Linked DNA regions of Homo sapiens: region 1 is linked to region 2. A link is a loop called in an ENCODE intact Hi-C map of the cell type or tissue named here. Cell type or tissue: Caco-2. All regions are shown on one strand. Each heading gives the region's core, and the rest is flanking DNA. Links, peaks and the distances in the headings are about the cores only. Region 1 overlaps XPR1 (xenotropic and polytropic retrovirus receptor 1). Region 2 overlaps XPR1 (xenotropic and polytropic retrovirus receptor 1).

Region 1 (11,015 bases), core at 1,228-9,227, 86 kb before region 2:
CTTTCAGACACTTTTGTAAATCAAAGTATAGTATAGTGTGTTTAAGATAACACTTGTAAATGATTGCGTCAATGAGATGGTTGGCATTTACAAATGTTTCTTAAGTGAGTGAATGAATGTTGTAAAGACAGGAAGCTATAACTATTCTTTATCATCTTTAAGTGTGTCAGCGTGAGTATGCTGGAAAGATTATACTTGTCCGTTTATCCTGAAGGTTGGTTTTGGATCAGCTTTTGGGTGAAGGCCCAGATCATAAGAACCTAAGAATCTTATTTGACCTGGGGTGACCATGGAAACTTAGTCCTAGCTTCAAATTCAGTCCTAATCTGGGAAGCATTTAAGAGAATGATTGAGTTGTGCTGGGTAAGGATTTCAGGTATATTTGAGTTGTAGGCCCCAAAGGAGTGTGCCCAAAACTCCCATGGAGTAAAGAGAAGACAGTATTAGAAAAGTAAGGGGGCTGGACACGGTGGCTCACGCCTGTAATCCCAGCACTTTGGGAGGCCGAGGCAGGCGGATCACTTGAGGTCAAGAGATTGAGACCATTCTGGCCAACATGGTGAAACCCCATCTCTACTAAAAATACAAAAATTAGCTGAGTGTGGTGGTGCATGCCTGTAGTCCCACCTACGCGGGAGACTGAGGCAGGAGAATCGATTGAACCGGGGAGGCGGAGGTTGCAGTGAGCTGAGATTGTGCCACTGCACTCCAGCCTGGCAACAGAGTAAGACTTCATCTCAAAAAAAAAAAAAAAAAAAAAGGAAAAGTAAGGGAAGACAGAACTGTTAATTTTACTTATTTTTATGCATAAGAAAAGGAAGAAATACAATTTTACTAGTATTTAATAAATGGATTGATGCAGTACCCCTGCTAAGGAGGTCATGCACAGGTATACTGAAGAAAACAGAAGGATTGCCAGTGGCTTTTTCACTTGTTTGTTCGCTTTGGCAGATAATCATTAATCCAGTTATGGGTGCATAATTAAATGAATCTATAAATTATTATCTAGTTTTAGCCAAATCAACCGCTAGGAAATAGACATGTCTTAAAAAGACTCCTGTAAAGATTCCATAACAGTAATACCAATAATGCAAGCACAAGTGAACAACAAGAAAATGACAACAGAGCTGAGGTTTCTCCTTCTAGTACTAGCTTTTTGGCAGCCAAATTACAGATAAAAACAATAACACTTTAGTAGACTTGACAAGAAGTTCGCCAAAAATTTAAAAATTATTAAGCTAATTCTTTTTTCTTTTTCCTGAGACGGAGTCTTGCTCTGTCACCCAGGCTGGAGTGCAGTGGCCTGATCTCAGCTCACTACAACCTCCGTCTCCCAGGTTCAAGCCATTCTTGTGCCTCAGCTTCCCAAGTAGCTGGCATTACAGGCGCGCGCAACTACATCCAGCTAATTTTTGTATTTTTAGTAGAGACAGGGCTTCACCATGTTGGCCAGGCTGGTCTCGAACTACTGTTCTCACGTGATCCGCCTGCCTCAGCCTCCCAAAGTGCTGGGATTACAGGCATGAGCCACCACTCCTGGCCTAAGCTAACTCTTTGAAGTAAGGTTTTACATCTACTGTCAGTCACAATGAACTTGACTGTAAGTGTATATATTATGAGTATTCTGCCTTTGTAAGGTCTGTTTTTTCAGTTTATAGCCATTAATTAAGTTTCAAAATCAAATGAATCCTGAACTTTGAACTGGACCTTTGAAACACTGTATCATAAAATGTTAAATGAAGGTTTTATTTATTTAAAAAACTTTTTTGTTTTTTTAATGAAGATTAAAAAAATGAAACTTTTCAGTTATGTTCTCTCAAAGCATTGTTATTGATAATTTCTTAGATCAAAAATATTTTTGTACTGTTCATAAATGAAAGGTAGAAATTATTTCATCCTTGTGTCATCTTTTTAAAACTTCTATTTTAAACAATTTTGTTTTACATTGTACACAGATACAGATGGGTATAATTAATAAATAAATATGCATATATTGGAGATACATAATAAAACTTTTTTTAAATAGGGATTTGACATAATAAAAGTTTGGAAGACTTTGCCCAACTTGTACAGATTAACCACAGCTGGTTTGTGGGTTGCCTGGTATTGAGGTGGCCTTTGGGAATGAGAGAGTGTCAGACTTCACCAGGGTTCTTGCCCAGTGTATTTGCCTTTTCAGGTCTTTCCTTATCTAGTAAATGCTAAAAGAAGCCAGCAGAGAAAGCTCATGAACAAATACCTTACAAATCATTCGTTCATTCCACAAATTTATAGAAGTCTTCCTTTGCTATAGGCTGATTTGTCATTAAATGCTAGCTTTCAGTACCTTAAAAATAACAGAAAAAAACCAAAACACACACACCCCAAATTTGTGTGTATGTGTGTATTTGGTTTTGTATTTCAGTCAACATAGTATTTTTAAAATTAAAAAGTGGTGTAGAAAGGGAAGACTGAAGATTGAGGACTTGGAACATGGATATAAATTTGTATTACTTTTGTATAAATTTGTATTACTTTTGTAATACAAATAAATCTTGTACTACTTTATACTTCTGTATAAATTTGGATTACTTTTGTAACTTAAGTTATATTCCTTTAAAGTCTTAGTTGTTTACTCAGACTGATATTTAGTCACCTATTTCTTCCCATCACCAAGCAAGTGTGGTATGTATAGGGACTGATCAGAAAATGTTTTAAAAATTAGGCTGGGCATGGTGGCTCACACCTGTAATCCCAGTACTTTGGGAGGCCAAGGCAGGCAGATCGCCTGAGATCAGGAGTTCGAGACCAGCCTGGCCAACATGGTGAAACCCCATTTCTACTAAAAATACAAAAATTAGCTGGGTGTGGTGGCGTGTGCCTGCTACTTGGGAGGCTGAGGCACAAGACTTGCTTGAACCCAGGAGGCGGAGGTTGCAGTGAGCTGAGATAGCACCACTGCACTCCAGCCTGGGTGACAGAGTGAGACACTGTCTGAAAAAAAAAAACACCCTTTAAAAATTGTTTATTTGCTAGGGAGTCAAAGGAAAATATAATTAATCTACTGTAAACATAACTTAAAATTTTCATAATCTCTATAACAAGAGGCTTAATATATTGATTAAGAAAACATAGTCATCTTTTATTAATTGAGGATGACCTGCTGTATTAGAAAGACCTTGGACCAGAAACCAGATATAAATCCTAAAATCCAGTTCTATCATTGACTATTCGTAAATAACTAGTGAACAAGTGATTTTTTTCAAGGACTGAAATTTAATCATAGAGAAAAGTGAGAAGTTTTTAGGTTATTTTTATGTGAGTTACTTATCTAGGCTAAATTTGTTAAAGTCGTAATTCATAGGGTAATCCATGTGCTTTGTGGGCTTTTTTTATACCTTAGAGTAGTGGCTCTCAAACTTTTTGGTTTCAGGACCACTTGAAACTCTTAACAGTTATTGAGGATTCCAGTGTACATCGATACATATACTGTATTAGAAGTTTGAAGATAGCCTGAAAAAAGGTTCTCTAGTCTTATCAAACATGGAAGAGGATAAAGGAGTTCCCTGGGTGAGGAGTGTCTGGTATCTGCCCTACAGCAAGGACAATAGAGAAAAGAAAGTTGGCTTCCCTGGATCTCATGTGATCCCTAATTCTACTCTCCTTTCTTTAAATTGAATTAGCAGAAGTGTGGTAAGCTTGTCATTAAGGAGAAAGGAATTAACATTTATTGAGCAGTTAGGAACCAGGTGTCAGCTGTTTTACATATGTTATCTCAATGTTCACAGTAGTTTTGTAAGATAGATGATTTATTATCTCCATTTTACTGATGAGGAAACCCAGGCTTAGAGAGATCAGTAATTTGCTTAAGGCTCTATACTTAGTAAGTAAATGGAACCAGAATTTGAAATTAAATCAAATCAGACTGTGGAGCTGTTGCTTTTATATGGAAATTGTAAATAACAGCAGTGGTGGTAGTAGTGGCAATAACAGCAGCTGTTATTTTTTGAGCGCTTACTGTATCAGGCACTGTGGTAAGTTCTTTAAAAACACCTCTTATAGCGTAGGTTGTTAGCTCCGTTTCTAGATGGTGGAGACTGAATCTCGGAGCCATTAGGTAACTGATTATGTTGATAGTAATTGTGGATAGCTAATTGTGGAGATTGTAAGAGCCCATGCTCTTAATTTCTATGGCGTACTGTTTTATGAAAAATGAATAAATCCATCCACTTAAACATGCATACATTTAGGCCTGGTCTGACCTGTTCTTAGGCACCGCTGACCTTTCTACAGCCCAGTGAAGTAATGGCGGGTCTATTTTTAGTCCCAGGTCTTAGTCTGCATAGTTTGGAGATAGTAGAGTGTGGTCTGTAGGATAGTGTTCACCTCTGTTAAATTATATTTCCCTCAAGGTTATCAGTGTAACTATTACTGGACAGCCAGCTGGTAAATAAAGGAACTTACGAAGATAAATCAGAAGAAAAAGGTAAGGAGATAAGGTGATAAGGGTAAAAAGAGGAGGACAAAAGTGGACAGCTGTTTGCTGTGCTACAGTTTTGGTGTTTGGCTTCTGGATCATAAATCATGGAATGTTAGACTTGTAAGGAACTTTTAAGCTTATTTAGCTCAACTTCCTTTTTTACCCAAATGGGAAAAGAGGTTAAGTGATTCAGGTTATATGGTTTTGTTTGTAGCTGAGTTAACACAATCACCCTGATTCATTTTATTGCTCATTAGTTTATATAATATGCTAGTATATTAATAACACATAGAAAAAAACTCTGAAGCCAGTCTACCTAAGTTTATATTCCAGCTCCACCAACATACTAGTTGAGTGACTTCAGGCAAGTCAGTTAACCTTTTTGTGCTTCAGTTTCCTCATCTGTAAAACAGGGATAATAATAGTACTTACAGGATTGTTGTGAGGATTAAATGAGTTAAAAATATGAAAAGTGTTTAGAACAATACCTGGCACATAGTAACAGCAATAAATTTCCTATTAAAATTATTTCTTCTGCAGAGCTCAACAATACTAAATAATGTTTGGCTAATATTATTTTTGACTGGGAAAGTGAGACTCAAAGCTTGTTCCTCCAGGTTTGTCCAGTTTAGGTTTTCATGGAAAATGGCTTTGTTGATTTTTTGCTAATATTTTTCTTAATAAATCACTCTTAACCTTTTTGTACAGAGTAAGAAAACCAGGTGAGAACAATTATGTGGCTGTGAGGTAAGTTAGTTCTCTTGTAACTTGTGTTCATCTCAGTTATAGACTGTGTCTGTATATTTGTTTTTAGAATTGAGGTGAAATTTGCATGTGTTATTAAGTATGTCTGAATGGCTTAAGTGAGTTGCTTGAGTTTTTAGTGGGTATCTGATTTTAGTTCTTTTCAATTTTCTAGTGAAAATTTAATTTTTAATCTTTTTTAGAGTTGAAAGAGACCTTCTCAACCCCTCTGTTTTACAAATGAATAAATTGAGAGCAGAGATGCCAAGATACCTGGTCAGAGTCTCATGACTAGCTAATAGCAGAGCCTGATATAAGAATATTGGCCTTCTGCTTACTGCTGTATCTTGTTAAGGCTTATCATTGCTGTATAAACATTGCTTTGAAATTTTAAGAATGAAGTTTCTTTGTAAGAGTCAGTAGGGATTTAAATGTTCTTGTTAATGATTACTCAGATACTCTGCATTAATACATTTATCTGTATCTAATCCATTAGATTCCATTAACAACCTGAAATAGTTCTTGCAAATGCCAATTAAAAGACTGGGTAAATTAATGATGTTATTATTTACCCAACAACAAGAAAGTTCGGCATTGCCCTATTTAGTTATGGTCACAAGTGGAAACCTATCTTGAGTGAGGAGATAGGACCGAGGAATTATGCTGAGGCTTGAGGGGTCAGGTAACAATGAAAGCAAGACTCAGGAAGGTTTAGAAATGAATTGGCCTCGTTCCTCTGTAACATTTTAATGTTAGCACAGGTTACATGTGTTGCCTGTACATGAAGAGTGTATCCTTTACCTGTAACCCAAATTGCCAAGCCAAAGTCAGAGCATATATGGGTAGAGAAGATAAGAATATGAATGAAACCAGTTTACTAAGTATACATGACTGTCCCCTTTCTTTTTTTTTAAAAAAATAATAAAACAATAATGAGGATAATAACAACAGCTCATGTTTGTTGAGTGCTCTAGTGTGCCAGGCATTTTACATTTAATCCTTACCTTCTAAGGTAGGTTTTGTTATCCCCATTATAAGAAGATACTGAGTCTGAGATGAAATAGATTGCCCAAGGTCATGTAGCTAGGGAGTGTTAGAACCAGAATTCAGACACAGGTATGACACAGATATTTCAGACACTGAATTCTTAACTTGGTATTATGCTGTCAGGTAATATAATAAGTAAGACTTAGTTCCTGCCTTAGAGGAGTTCTTAATTTGGGTGGTCTCCTGATCACAGTATGTACTGTGATTATGTTATAGAGGAATGACCAATTGATTTTGCTCTAGAGTGTAAAGACGTTTATCTTGGAAGGATCTGCAGAGGTGGTGTTTGAAATGGGTACTAGAGATTGAGTATGATGTTAACACATAGTGAAGAGGGGAAAGGGCACCTGGGGAAATCTAGGAGTTAGAGTAATAGAGAACAGAGACAAAGATGAGTGGAAGTATCCAAACATAGTTAATGCAATCTGGTTTAGTTAGATATGTTGAAGAGCTGGTAAAGTGAAGTTGGGAAGGTGAGCTGGGAGGGATGAAAGACTGAAGGGTGTGTAATACCATTCTAAGAAGTTTAAACATTTTCCTGGTATGAAGCATTAAGGATTTTAAAGAAGAGATTGGGAGAGGGGTTAGTTCAAAGTGAGGTGTGTAATCTAGATCTTGGAGGATACTTTGGAGAGTGCAAGACCAAAGACAGGAAAACCAAACAGCATAGCCAAGGATAATGAAGGCTTGAATTAATACCTTATTTAGTCAATCTTAATATGTGCTTTTTTTCACATTTTAACATCTGAAATCAGGGTATGTCTTATAATTAATGCTATGCCATAGTTTAATTGGCAGACATTTTTCCATTCTTAGAAGCACATAAAATAATGGTGTATGTTGTTATTAGTGGCGTTCTAGATTTGATGAAATACAACAGTAATAGCATAACATTCACTGAATGCCTACTATTTGTCAGACAGAGTAGTAGATACTTGTCAGTGTCCATCATCTAGCACAGTGTGTTTGTCACATTTAGCAACTCACATATTTGTTGAATGAATTATCTCATGTGATCCTTACAGCAAGCCTGTTGACATAGGTGTTTAGCCCATTTTATAAGAAAATAGAGTCTCATATTTAAGTAATTGTCCAAAGTCAAACAGCTAGTTAATGGTGGAGTTAAGATAATGAACCTAGGTCTGCCTTACTTCAGATTCCATTTTTTTATCACTGTGGATGCTCTGTGGTTCCACTGAGATAGGAAGAGGGTTGAAGAAGAAGAGTGGATTTGAAATTTGGTAGAACTATTAGGACTTTCACTGAAGGGATAAATAAATGCTGATGGAGTTCAAGTAGAAGGTGCATTTGAGGTCACTGTGTTGCTTGGGAACACCATTTGACTGGCTGCCAAGAAGCCTCTTAGAATGTCTTTACTCTGATGAATTCGGTGTGGCCCAGGTTCTCATCAGAATTTGGTCTTTTCCATAACTCTGGATTGATGGGGCTTGGGCAATAGTATATAACTAAGTGATTGATTGAATGATATTAAGCTCACATGGGAGTGATGTGTAAACATCTGGGTGGCAAATTACTAATTTACAACGAGAAATGTACCTAATGTTCACATTCTAGGCTAAAATACGTTTTTCCTGTCACCAAGCTGTGAAGGGAGATACATAATTACTAGAAGGTGGCTGGCTGATTATATACTATAATTAGAAAGAGAGAGTTAATGATGCATTTATTTAATGCTGTTAGGCCAGTGTCCCACAGTGTTTAAATGGGTCAGGTCCTCGGGTAGGGGTGTCTTCTTCCTGGATTATGCTTATATGTGCTGCCGTTGTTTTGAGACTTTCCTTTTCCTATACTTTTAATGTTGGCTCTCCCTCTTCTGATTTACTTTTTTTTTTTTTTTAAGATAACGTTAATACTACTGATACTGGTCTGTGACTTTTTTTTTTAACTTTGCATCTATCTTCTCATCTATTGTATGTGAAGTTTAGAGTTTAGTTGGATTCCAACAGACTAATTTGAATTTGGATCTCATTATTTATTAGATGTAAGGACCTCTCTGAGCCTTAGATTCTACCTGTAAAACAGTGGAAATATCTTTCTCAGTAATTACGATGTTGAGATAGTATGTATGTAAAACACCTAACCTATATGTTACAGGCCAGTGGTTCCCAACCTTTTTGGCACCAGGGACCGGTTTTGTGGAAGACAGTTTTTCCACATACCAGGGGGAGGGGGAGTGGTTTTGGGATGATTCAAGCGTGTTACGTTTATTGTGCACTTTATTTTTATTATATTTACATTGTAGTATATAATGAAATAATTATAGAACTCAACATAATGTAGAATCAGTGGGAAGCAGCGCTTGTTTTCCTGCAACTAGATGGTCCCATCTGGGGCTGAGGGGAGACAGTGACACACAAAGTGTGTTGCTTATGTTCAGTCTACTCCGTAATCTGGTTTTGGTTGCTGTCATTGCAGAAAACCTGCTTCACAAAGATAGGAAGTTGGAAATGGAAGCAGGCTTTTCAGTGCTTTTGTGATAATCTCAGGACATTCTGCCTTGACTTGAATCCAGAATGTGTGGAAATTTGAAGTTGTCTCAGACACACTTTTAAGTCCACCGTCATTTGTGATCTCAAGCAGTTGCTCTTCTAGCATGGACAAAGCCAGTTCACCTGGTTTATTCACAAATAGATTGCGGATCCATTCTTTCCCAGTTTGGGGGTCTTTTGTAGTTGGGAGGTAATGCTTAAATTCTTTGGAAAGCTGAGATAGGTGATCATGCACCAGCTGGGAGAAAGAAGGCCCTGGCTCAGTCTCTTTCAAAATCTCTGCTAATGTTTGAAACATGTCAGAAATCTCAGTGTTCACTTGTCGCTCCCATAATTCCAGTTTGGCTTTGAATGCAGCCACTTTATCTGCCGACTTGATCACAGTTGTCCATCTCTCCCGAAGTGACAGATTGAGTTTGTTGAGCAGGTTGAATGTGTCACACAAGTTAAGTTTTGCGACCCATTCTGTGTCACAGAAATATGCTGCTAGTGGTGACTGCTTTTCTGAAATCTCTGGAGCGGCTCTTGTAACTAAAGAACTCTGGCCAGTGATCTACCTTTAGAAAGCCCTCTCACTAAGAGAAGATGTGTGTGCTCTGCATCCATCTCCTCACAGAGCTGTGCAAACAGATGTGAGTTAAGGGCATGTACTTTAATGTTAATAATTTTAGTCACATCTTGCAAAATATTGTTCAGGTGACATTTTTCAGCTAGCCAGCATTTCTCTGTGGATGACACAGTACATAGACTCAACATTTGGAAGTGACCTCTTTGACCCGAGCAGTGAAACCAGAAAGCCGTCTAGTCATGGCAGCTGCTCTGTCCATGCATATACCAACATAAAATGACCAATTCAGTTTTCCTGATATTTAATGATTCAAAAACTTGAATAGTTCTGCAGCTGTGGTGTTGGTTGGCAACAAAAGTGCACATAATATATCCTTATGTATATTCTCCTGAAAACATGTAACACAAAAACAAGTATTGTTACCTTGTTGTTAACGTCGGTAGACTTGTCAACCTGGATTCCATACCACGGTTCCCATTAATGCTAACAATTGTGCCTCTGTATCCTCTGCTGTTTCATCCATTTGTCTAGTTACAGTGCAAGCCAAAAGAGGAACACATGCCACCTTTTGAACTGCAGCCTCTCCGTAAAGGTCATGACAAACGTCCTTAGCAGCAGACACGATCAACTCTTCACCAATAGTAAAGGGCTTCTTAGCTTTATCAGTGTGGTTAGCCACTAAGAATGATGCTCTCAGTGCAGACACATTGATGAAGTGGTGGCTTTCAATAACTGCTTCTGTTCTTCATGTTCATGTTTTTTTTTTTCTTTCGAAAAAGACTTGTCTTTTAATGTAGGGTGCTTGGTCTCCAGGTGATGAAGTAGTTTTGAAGGTTTCATGGCTTTCTTGGATAGCTGGTCGCCACATATACAAAGCTGGCTTGGAGAATATGAATCACCTGTTGCAATGAACCTATTATTTAAGTAGGAGCCTTGGTATTTTCTTTTAAATGCAGCTTTCTTTTTTTTGGCAGTCTTAGAACCCTCTGCTGTCTCATCATTGGGTCTTTTCCCCTATTCAAAGAAGCTCTCTGCTCACATTTGTTTTTTACTCATTTTGGCTAGGGTTAGCTTGTGGGCTTACCGAAACTGTGACCGAGACAAATGCGCAGTGCAGGAAAGAGGCGTGGGTGGAAGTAGTAAATAAAATAATGGGTGGGCCATGCATGGACTGAAATAAGTGTTGGATTCTGACTTAAAGCCTGCCACCAGATGCAGCTGTACAATTGATGTACATCAATCCTCTTTCTACTATAAAGCCTACCACAAGATGCAGCTTAATTGTCACTTACCACTCACTGGTAGGGTTTTGATAAGAGTTTGTAAGCAATTGATTTATTATGGTCTCTGTGCAGTCAAACCACTCTGCTAATGTTAATCTGTAATTGCAGCTGCTTCACAGCACTAGCATCACTGCCTCAGCTCCACCTCAGATCATTAGGCATTAGATTCTCATAAGGAGCAGCAACCTAGATCCCTCGCATGCGCAGTTCACAATAGGGTTCACCCTCCTATAAGACTCTAATGGCACTGCTGATCTGACAGGAGGCAGAGCTCTGGCCATAATGTGAGCAATGGGGAGCCGCTGTAAATATGGATGAAACTTCGCTTGCTCGCTTGCCCACTGCTCACCTCCTGCTTTACACTACTGTAGATTTTATATAAACATTGTACAGTTAGCCTACAC
Region 2 (11,015 bases), core at 1,857-9,856:
GAGAGTGTTAGATTTGACAGACTGTGGGTTGACTCAGGTGGTTGTTCTTAATTGGTCTGGAATGTCAGTTGACATAAAATATTAAAGTAAGTTTTGAGAAAAGGGAAGAAAGAAATTGTACCTGCCTTGGATTTGAGCCAGGATTGAAACCGTCATTTTACTCCTGGCTATGTGGTTCATGGTTTGAAAGTCATTGTCCTACTATATGTAAAACATGTCTTTCTAAAATTTACATTTTGTTATACAGTTGACCCTTGAGCAACATAGATGTGATCTGTGCAGGTCTACTTATATTGGATTTCCTTTCACCTCTGCCACCCTTGAGATGGCAAGACCAACCTCCCATTTTACTCTTCCTCCTTTTCCTCAGCATATTCAATGTGAAGTCATTGAGGATAAAGATTTTTATAGTAACCACTTCCACTTAATTAATAGTAAATATATTTTTCTTACGACTTTCTTTTCTCTAGCTTATTTTATTGTAAGAATACAGTATATAATACATGAAACATACAAAATATGTGTTAATCGACTGTTTATGTTACTACTAAGGCTTCTGGTCAGCAGAAGGGTATTAGTAGTTAAGTTTTTGGAGAGTCAAAAGATGTACGTAAGGCCAGGCTTGGTGGCTCCTGCCTGTAATCCCACCACTTTGAGAGGCTGAGGTTGGCGAATTGCTTGAGCTCAGGAGTTGAAAACCATCCTGGGCAAGGTGGTGAAACTTCGTGTCTACAAAAAATAGAAAAAAAAAATTAGTCATGTGTGGTGGTGTGTGCCTGTATTCCCAGTTACTCTAGAGGCTGAGATGGGAGGATGGCTTGAGCCTGGGAGGTCAAGGCTGCAGTGAGCCTCCCAAGTAGCTGGGATTACAGGAGCCCGCCACCACACCCGGCTAATTTTTGTATTTTTAGTAGTGACAGGGTTTCGCCATCTTGGTCAGGCTGGTCTTGAACTCCTGACCTCGTGATCTACCCGCCTTGGCCTCCCAAAGTGCTGGGATTACAGACATGAGCCACCGCGCCCGGCCCTTAAAATGTTACTTTAAATTAACATACACACTCAGTTATATGTTTTGATTTTATTTAGAACTTTCATTTTAAGACAAGACTAAGTGAAATTGTAGAAATTAGTTGAGAAATGAGACTGTGCATTTCATATTGGCCTGTGGTGTAAAATGATCTGACATATAATGAAACTTAGTTGAATACAAATGTTATTTTATCAGTTTTGTTTTTATCTGATAAGTTAATTTATAGTTATTAACCTTGATTTGACTGTCCTTTTGAAAAATCTTGCCTAAGAAAACTAAATGATCATCAAAACACTGGTCTTAAAATAGAGTTCAGGCTGTTTTTTAGCTTGATACAGTTGTCTCTCTTGCTTTGCTTTCCTTCTGAAATGATGTTTCCATTTTGGGGACTGGGAAGAGCATGATTATTTATAGACTAGTGTGTTTTGGACAGGTGGTATGTTTACACAGATCAGTGGAATTATTTGTCCCCCAAGACCTTTAATATGAATGCATTTCATTTTATCACTTTTTGTAATTAAAAGAGCAAAATAATTATGTGGGTGAGTAGAGAACATCGTCTTTAATTTTGTATGTTAATGCAGCAGGTGTCCACTATATATTAGGAATTTTTCAGAGATTTGGGGTTACCGATAAACCACATAGCTTTGTCATTGAAAAATTTTAAAGACCATTTTTGTATCTTCTTACAGAGCATACAACTTACAAATATCTCTCTGTCCTCCCCGTTTCGGCTTTGTTTGATAGAAGTGTTCTAGGGAGTCAAACCCTGTAGAAAATTGGAGCATTCATACATTGCTGAAACTTTCTATATTACATTTTATATTTTAAAAATTAAAGTTATAAAGTAACCATTAGCAATACTGCATAACAGAAACTTTACAACTTAAAATACTTCTGAAATTTAGCATGTGCACATATTTTTGAGATTTACAACTATTGTTATATTAATTATGTAGGTAACGTCAAAGTTATATACTCCAATTATTATACCAGGGCCTTTTTTGCCATAAAAGGTACCAAATCAAAGCATCAAATGAAATTCTTTCAGTCAATCTATATATGTTAGCAGTTTTCTCTAGTAAAACTCTACATAAAGAACTGCTTTCTTCCTTATAGCAGGAACTACTTTCATTTTATTCCTTTTTGAGAGCCCCTGCCTCTTGAGAAAATGCTTCCCATCTGGTTAGAGACTAGATGACATAATATAGTCCCATTCAGAAAGATATTGATAATAAAATAGTCTCTTCCTTTTCTCTTCCCTTACCTGTCTTCAACTCTTCTGGAACCTCCTCTCTGTCCTTTATCTGTTATGCCCTGGTGATCCAGAGCCATCTTAATTTTAAAATTCTCCATCATATTTTTTATTATATTGAATTAACAATTCATTCTAGGGTCATCCAGATACATCATTTACCAGGAGAAGCAGTTAGCTTGCCTCTTGAGATATTTGGCCGTTTCATTATTGTGTCACATGGTTGAAAACCTTTCTTTTTGGATGTTGTATATGACCATTAGTGCTTTTCAGTCTTTTCTGTTCTTACAGTTCATATTTTTACCTTTCTTTTTGCAAACAAAGATGGAGAGAAGAGTAAATTAAATACTCTTCTGAATATGTTAATACTTAGTTTAATAAAAAACCAGAATTACATCCCAATTTCTGGAGATGAGAAGGTAGTCAAAAAAATGAGTAAGCTATGGTCCTATAGGGGAGAGAATAGATTAGAATACTTATCTAATGTGAGACACATGTTCTAAAAGAAAAGAGAATCAAGTGCTGTCAGAATAAAAAGGTGGCATACTGACTTGAGGTGAGTTTGGGATATCAAAGAATATCTAGAGGAGGTGACCTTTGAGCAGGGCCTTGAAGCAGGGCCAACTTACCCATTAAGCACAGTAAGCACAGTGCCTTGGGCCGATGCTATTTATAGCAGCCCATAAAATTCACTTTAATTTTAATTAATTTTTACAGGAGAAAAAATGAGTATAATAGTAATGAATAATGAATCCAGCCTGAATTATATTTGTCTTCATATTAATGAAGTTGTAAAATATAATTTTTAATATACAGTATTTTTAAATGGAGGAAGTGACTTACAGAGGCAAAAGTGCCTGGGACTTGGAAAAGTCGTAATGTAAACTGCCTATAAAGTTAAGTAAGGGTTTGTGGGTGTAAGGGGCTAAAGTTGGCAAAATGTTAAGTAAGAAATTGATAATTAAACAACAAATTCATTTTAAGGAGTTAAATATATATGGTTTCTTTTCCACGTGTTGCCACTCATTGAAGCACAACAATGACCAGATAAACGTTATTTAGCTAGAACTAATAACACTTGATATGCTGAGCAAGAAAGATGCCTTCAGTCAATGAAAAAGTCATTGTATTGAGAGGTAATATCTGCTTTAATATTTCCTCAGTTATCAATTTAATATTAATTTGTAAATATTATAAGATGTATACATCATTGGTAACAGAAACATAGTTAAAATGTGGTGGTATGGAGAATATATTTTTGATTCTAAGAAGTGCTGCAATTTTTTGTTTCCACAAACCCGTCGCCATAAAACTCATACCATAGCATAGAATGAACCTCCATGGTGAAACAAGGATTGAACATTTCAGACCTTAACTTTATTCATGGTTATAAACAATAACAAAGTCTATAGGTGGTACTGAGTAAGGATCCCTAAAGGTATCGTACACATTCAAAGTGTAAGTTAGCAATACTGAGGCTTCCCTTTCTCAAAGGGTAATCTGTGAGGCATCTGGAGATTCTGGTTAAAAATCTTAACCATACCCAAGATTTATTGTAGCATCATTTTAGTGGATACATCCTGGAATAATGTGCATTTTAAATGTTATTTTTAAGGACTCAAAAGTTGGAGAACCAGTAAGATAGTGTGAATTTTTTTTGAAGATCTGACTAATCTTCCTGATGAAGGACACTGAGAGAGTATAGGGACAGGGAGTAAAGGGTAAAAATTTGGGGGAAAAAAAGGATGTGGAGTGATTTAGTGGTAGGTGAACACTATTGCACTATCACCCTGACATGAATAAAAAAGCCCCATCTCTATCCATTAATCTTTTATGACTTCCAAACCTTTCTAGTATTGTTGTACTTAATTATTTTTTATCCTTCACTGTTTGGCTTTGCTTCCCTCAGCTGAATTATAAGCTAATTAAAGAGAAACATATTTTTGCATTCTCTTGCAAAAGACTACACATAGTAACTGCTTAAACTGATTTTACTGAATAAGAACAAATTCACCGAAGTCTCATTGAACTTACCTAGATATACTATCTCTCATTTTAACACTTTTGTTGTAAGTAAATCTGAATTTCCCCTGGCATCTCTTGCTTTAAGAGGGGATACTGCAAAGTAGCTCCAAGTGTGGGCTTCAGTGTCAGAAAACCTGGATTGAAATCCTGGCCCCACTCCTTAATTGCTATGTGCCCTTAAGCAAGTTTTGTACTCTTTGAACCTTAGTGCCCTCAACTATGACATGGCCCTGATAGTATCTACTTCAAATTATTATGAGAATTAAATGAGATAATGTATGTTAAATGTTTAGCATAATGCTTGGCATAAAGTACTCAAATGTTAGTGGTTCTGAGAGGTGAAGCCAGCTGGACTTCCTGGGTTGAGTGGGGACTTGGAGAACTTTTCTGTCTAGCTAGAGGAGTGTAAACACGCCAATCAGCGCTCTGTGTCTAGCTAAAGGATTGTAAATGCACGAATCAGCCCTCTGTAAAAAAACACCAATCAGCGCTATGTGTCTAGCTAAAGGTTTGTAAATGCACCAATCAGCACTCTATAAAATGGACCAGTCAGCACTTTGTAAAATGGACCAATCATCAGGACGTGGGTGGGGACAAATAAGGGAATAAAAGCTGGCCACCCCAGCCAGCAGCGCAACCTGCTTGGGTCCCCTTCCATGCTGTGGAAGCTTTGTTCTTTCTCTCTTCACAATAAATCTTGCTGCTGCTCACTCTTTGGGTCCCTACCACCTTTAAGAGCTGTAACACTCACTTCGAAGGTCTGCGGCTTCATTCTTGGAGTCAGCAAGACCAAGAACCCACTGGAAGGAACCAGCTGCGGAAACTCCGGACACAGTTCTGTTTCTTATAAGCCAGCAGTTATCAAAGTGTTATCCATTCACCCCTCTTGGGGTCCCTGAGACTGAAAACTGTTTACATAATAATACTAAGACTTTATTTGCCTTTTTCACTCTCATTTTCTTACATGTATAAAGTGGAGTTTTCCAGAGGCTAGCAGAAGCAGATGTGAGAATCCAGCTTCTATTAACCCAGACATCAGAGAGATTTGTACAAATGTAAAATAATGCCACTCTTCTCACCATTTTGGAGGGAGGTAGAGGGAATACTTATTTTTGTAAAATAGAGTCATTTATGTTAACATGTAATGGATTTATTTTTGTTTAAGTTGATAGGTGAATATTTTTAAATGTATGTTTTCTTTCTTTTTTTTTTTTTTGAGATGGAGTCTCGCTTTGGCGCCTAGGCTGGAGTGCAGTGGCGCGTTGTCGGCTCACTGCAAGCTCCGCCTCCTGGGTTCACGCCGTTCTCCTGCCTCAGCCTCCCGAGTAGCTGGGACTACAGGCGCCCACCACTGCGCCCCGCTAATTTTTTTGTGTTTTTAGTAGAGACGGGGTTTCACCATGGTCTCTATCTCCTGACCTCGTGATCTGCCTGCCTCAGCCTCCCAAAGTGCTGGGATTACAGGCGTGAGCCACCGCGCCTGGCTTGGCCGTATGCTTTAATCTCTAATATGATGAAGAACAAGAAATAATACAATGTAAGTGGGATATAGGATGCCTGAAGCGGTTATATTGTAACTGTTACCAGAAAGGGGTCCTGATCCAGACCTTAAGAGAAGGTTCTTGGATCTTGCGCAAGAAAGAATGTGAGGCAAGTCCATAGAGCAAAGTGAAAGCAAGTTTATTAATATAATAAAGGAATGTCACGCTTGTAATCCAGCACTTTGGGAGGCCGAGGCGGGCAGATCACCTGAGGTCAGGAGTTCGAGACCAGCCTGGCCAACATGGTGAAACCCTGCCTCTACTAGAAATGCAAGAATTAGCCAGGCGTGGTGGCAGATGCCTGTAATGCCAGCTACTTGGGAGGCTGAGACGGGAGAATCACTTGAACCCAGGAGGCAGAGGTTGCAGTGAGCCGAGATCGCACCATTGCACTGCAGCCTGGGTGGCAAGAGTGAAACTCCATCTCAAAAACCAACCAACCAAACCAACAAAAAACGAAAGAAAGTAAAGGAATGAAGGAATGGCTGCTCCATAGACAAGAGCATACTCAAGGGCTGCTGGTTGCCCATTTTTATGGTTATTTCTTGATTATGTGCTAAACAAGGGGTGGATTATTCATGCCTCCTCTTTTTTAGACCAGATAAGGTAACTTCTTGATGTTTCTATGGCATTTGTAAACTGTCATGGTGCTGGTGGGAGTGTAGCAGTAAGGATGACCAGAGGTCACTTTCATCGTCATCTTGATTTTGGTCGGCTTCTTTACTGCAACCTGTTTTATCAGCAAGGTCTTTATGCCAGTATCTTGTGTCAACCTCCTATCTTATCCTGTGACTTAGAATGCTTAACCATCTGGGAATGCAGCCCAGTAGGTTTCAGTCTCATTTTACCCAGCCCTTATTCAAGATGGAGTTGCTCTGGTTCACACGCCTCTGATATCACCAGTCTTTCTGTAAAGCAAAAGGATTTACATTTAATATGTATTCAGGAGCAATTTTAAAGAAAATTAAGGTGTTTTAAAAGATATGGATGATTTAGGAAAAAGTCTTGGAGACAGAAAATATGAATGAAAAAGTAACACTGGTATATGGCGGTAGTGAGAAAAAGGAGTTGTTTATAACTGGGGGGGGGGGTAGTAATGAAAACTATGTTGATGGGGCTACAAGCTGTGGGCAGTGAGAGAGGATACCACAAACTGATACCAGCCAGCTATAAAGACTTGAAAGGAAAATGCAATTACTTAGAGGAACTGCCGGAAACAAGATCATAGGTGATATTTATCCTCAAAGTCAGTACTTTTCAGACTTAATTGGACAGATGTATCATCTTGGATCTTGTTAAAGCGCATATTCCGATTAACTAATTCTCAGGTGGTTCCTAAGATTCTGTATTTCAAATAAGCTCCCAGAGGCTGCTAAAACTTTAGGCATCACTCGATAAGTCATATATGCACATTAGAGTTTGAGAAGCATTGCTGTATGTCATTATTTTACAGGTGAGGTAATGGAAGCTCAGAGACCTTAGTTGACTTGCTCAGTATTCCAAAGCTTGTGAGAACAAAACCTGGATTCGAATACAAATGGCCTCATATCAGACTTCACATTGTTTCCCTAATTTCTTAGAAACATGGAATGCCAAAATTAGGAATTACAATAATTGTTAAATTAATTTTCAGGTTTTTTTTGTGGAATGTTTAGGTTCAGAGATACATGTACAGGCTTGTGATATGTGTCATAGGGGTTTAGTGTACAGATTATTTCATCAGCCAGGTAATAAGCAAAGTATATGATAGCAGTTTTTTGGTCCCCACTCTCCTGCCACCCTCCACCCTCAAGTAGGCCCCAGTGTTTGTTGTTTTCTTTGTGTCCATGTGTGCTGAATGTTTAGCTCCTGCTTATAAATGAGAACATGAGGTATTTGGTTTTTTGTTCCTGTGTTAGTTTGCTTAGGATAATGGCCTCTAGCTCCAGCTATGTTCCTGCAAAGGACATGATCTCATTACTTTTCATGGCTGGATAGTATTCCATGGTGTTATATGTATCACATTTTTAAAATCCAGTATACCATTGATGGGCATTTAGGTTGATTCCCTGTCTTCGCTGTTGTGAATAGTACTGCGATTAACATATGTGTGCATTTGTCTTTATGGTAAAACATTTTATATTCCTTTGGGTGTATACTCAATAGTGAGAATGATAGTTCTGTTTTAAGTGGCAACGGTAGTTCTGGGTCATTCCCAATAGTGGGAATGATAGTTCTGGGTCAAATGGTAGTTCTGTTTTAAGTTCTTTAAGAAAACACTGAACTACTTTCCACAATAGTTGAACTAATCTACATTCCCACCAGCAGTTTATGTGTTCCCTTTTGTCCTCAACCTCGCCAGCATCTTTTATTTTTTGACTTTTTAATAATGCCATGCTGACTGGTGTGAGATGGTATCTCATTGTGGTTTTCATTTGCATTTCTCTAATGAGTGGTAATGTTGAGTATTTTTTCATATACTTGTTGGCCATGTGTATATCTTCTTTTGTAAAGTGTCTGTTCATGTCCTTTGCCCACTTTTTAATGGGATTATTTGTTTTTTGCTTGTGAATTTAAGTTCCTTATAGATTCTGGATATTAGACTTTGGTTGGATGCATAGTTTGCAAATATTTTCTCCCATTCTCTAAGTTATTTACTCTGTTTATATTTTCTTCTGCTGTGCAGAAGCTCTTAGTTTAAGTCCCATTTGGCAGTGTTTGATTTTGTTGCAATTGCTTTTGGCACCTTCAGCATGAAATCTTTGCCGGGGTCTATGTCCAGAATGGTATTTCCTAGGTTATCTCCCAGGGGTTTTATTGTTTTAGGTTTTACATATAAGTCTGCAATACATCTTGAGTTGATTTTATATATGGTGTTAGGAAGGAGTCCAGTTTCAGTCTTCTGCGTATGGCTACCCAGTTATCCTAGCACCATTTATTGAATAGGGAATCCTTTCCCCATTGCTTGTTTTTGTCAACTTTGTCAAAGATCAGAGAGTGTAGGTGTGCAGCTTTATTTCTGGGCTCTCTATTCTCTTCCATTGATCTCTGTGTCTGCTTTTGTACCAGTACCATGCTGTTTTGTTTACTGTAGCCTCATTGTATAGTTTGAAGTTAGGTAATAGGATGCCTCTAAGTTTCAAGTTCTTGACTTTCATTTTCCAAAAGAAGGATTTATAGAGAAACCTTTATGATGAATTTGTTTATCAGTATATTAGCAAATATTTATTGAAACTGTGTATTCTACACATGAAATATATATGACACAAATTCTGCCTCCATTAAGCTTACTGTTTAGAAGAGGTGTTAAGATTTACATGAATAATTTTCCCCCTATATTCCATACTTAAAGTTTCCACCATTTCCTGAATGTGCCAGAGTCTGGCAGCCAGGCTCTATCACAGCTACTTGCATTTGCGTATTAAGCCCTTCTCCTTTTGGCAAATTTTTCCCCCACTGTGTTATTTCTTTTTTTGTTTGTTTTTTAGATAGGGTCTCACTCCGTTGCTTAGGCTGGAGTGCAGTGGCACAATCACAGCTCACAGCAGCCTTGACATCCATGCTCAAGTGATCCTCCCCCCTCAGCCTCCTGCATAGCTAGGACCATAAGTGTTCACCACCATGCCCAGCTAATTTTTTTTTTTATTTTTTGTAGAGATGAGGTCTTGCTGTGTTACCTAGGCTGGTCTTGAACTCCTGGGCTCAAGCGATCCTCCTCCCTTGGCCTCCTGGATCAAAAACTTTCTTCTTTAAAAATTCATTGCAAATATCCTTGCTTTGGTGAATCTTTGTGTATTCAGGTGATTCTCTGTTCCCTGCATCTGTAACACTTCATTCATTACTCTAGAATTTGTTACATTGTATTAATATATTAGGTTATTCAGATAATTAAAGTGGTTATGATATACCATTTTACTAGTGCCTAGTTTAGAATTATTGGTGTCGATCTGCACCATTCAATAGAAATACAATGTGAACCACATATGCAGTTTAAAATTTTCTGTAGGTAGACTTTTAAAAATAAAAAGAAGTGTTACCGAAACACCAGAGGTTTGGTCTAGGTCCTGCTGCTTGCCACACAGAAAGCTAATCACTAATAAAAGTATTGCTAAGGAAGAAGGCTTTAATCAGGTGCTGCGGCCGAGGGGATGGAAGCTCAGTCTCAAATCCATCTCCCTGACTGACTAAAACAAGGGGTTTATATAGCAGGGAAAAAATGTAACAATATGTAAGAAAACAAGAACTAGGGAGTGACAAGGAGGCCTATGGTGCTGTGATCTGGTGAGTTTCAGTTCTTTGATACCTTTTTTTGAGAGACCTGAAAGTCCTTTCCTGAGGAACTCAGATAAAACAAATACAAGTGTCAAGCTTTAACAGCAGAAGGGTTAATTTCTATGTCCATCCAAAAGAACAGTCTGTGGGAGTATTGGGCTGGTTTCAGAAGCAAGGTGAAATTAAATTTAATACTATTTTATTTAACTCATATCCAAAGTATGATCATTTTAACACATAATCAATATAAAAATTATCAATGAGATAGTTTACATTTTTATGCTGTCTTCAAAATCTGCTGTGTTTTTAATTCTTAAAGCACATCTCAATTTGAACTGGCTGCCACATTTCAGGTATTCATGTAGCTAGTGGCTGTTGTATTGGACAGCACAGATCTAGAGCTTTTACGGGTTTTTAAAATGCCTTTTGAAATGCCTTTCTAGGCTGGGCGTGGTGGCTCATGCCTGTAATCCCAGCACTTTGGGAGACCAAGGTGGGCAGATCACCTGAGGTCAGGAGTTCAAGACCAGCCTGGCCAACAGGGCAAAGCCCCGCCTCTACTAAAAATACAAAAATTAGCCAGGCGTGGTCACGTGTGCCTCTAATCCCAGCTACTCGGGAGCCTGAGGCAGGAGAATTGCTTGAACTCTGGAGGCGGAGGTTGCAGTGAGTTGAGATTGCGCCACTGCACTCTAGCCTGGGTGACAAAGTGAGACTCCATCTCAAAAAAAAAAAAAAAAAAGAAGTAAAATAAAATGCTTTCTGAAGTAAGACATTTTTTTCAATACATCAAGTAAAAATAACTTTCTGGGTCTTGATGATTAAAATTTTCCCTTTTACTATGAATTTGATACATTTTCTCATGGTTATTTTTATCTTAATATGCGTAACTCCTAGTAAGATTTTTCAGAAG

What was found. A loop is a pair of places that touch in the nucleus more often than their neighbours do. Peaks named below come from ENCODE experiments on the same cell type or tissue, not always from the same donor. Only the 100,000 strongest peaks of a DNase experiment are listed, where the experiment ranks them.
Region 1: it touches region 2 in a loop (10-fold over the local background); 3 of 110 quality-filtered maps call a loop at or near these places.

The regions. Positions count from the first base shown.
Region 1 is chr1:180,636,312-180,647,326 of GRCh38, forward strand. All of the region lies in intron 1 of XPR1 (xenotropic and polytropic retrovirus receptor 1), which reads left to right. Among named protein-coding and RNA genes, the nearest start is that of XPR1, 9.8 kb to the left of the region's middle. In Caco-2, for the core only: no CTCF peak of the experiment used is centred there; a DNase peak (open chromatin) is centred at 4,270.
Region 2 is chr1:180,721,367-180,732,381 of GRCh38, forward strand. The region is part of intron 2 of XPR1 (xenotropic and polytropic retrovirus receptor 1); the gene reads left to right. Among named protein-coding and RNA genes, the nearest start is that of XPR1, 95 kb to the left of the region's middle. In Caco-2, for the core only: no CTCF peak of the experiment used is centred there; a DNase peak (open chromatin) is centred at 6,605.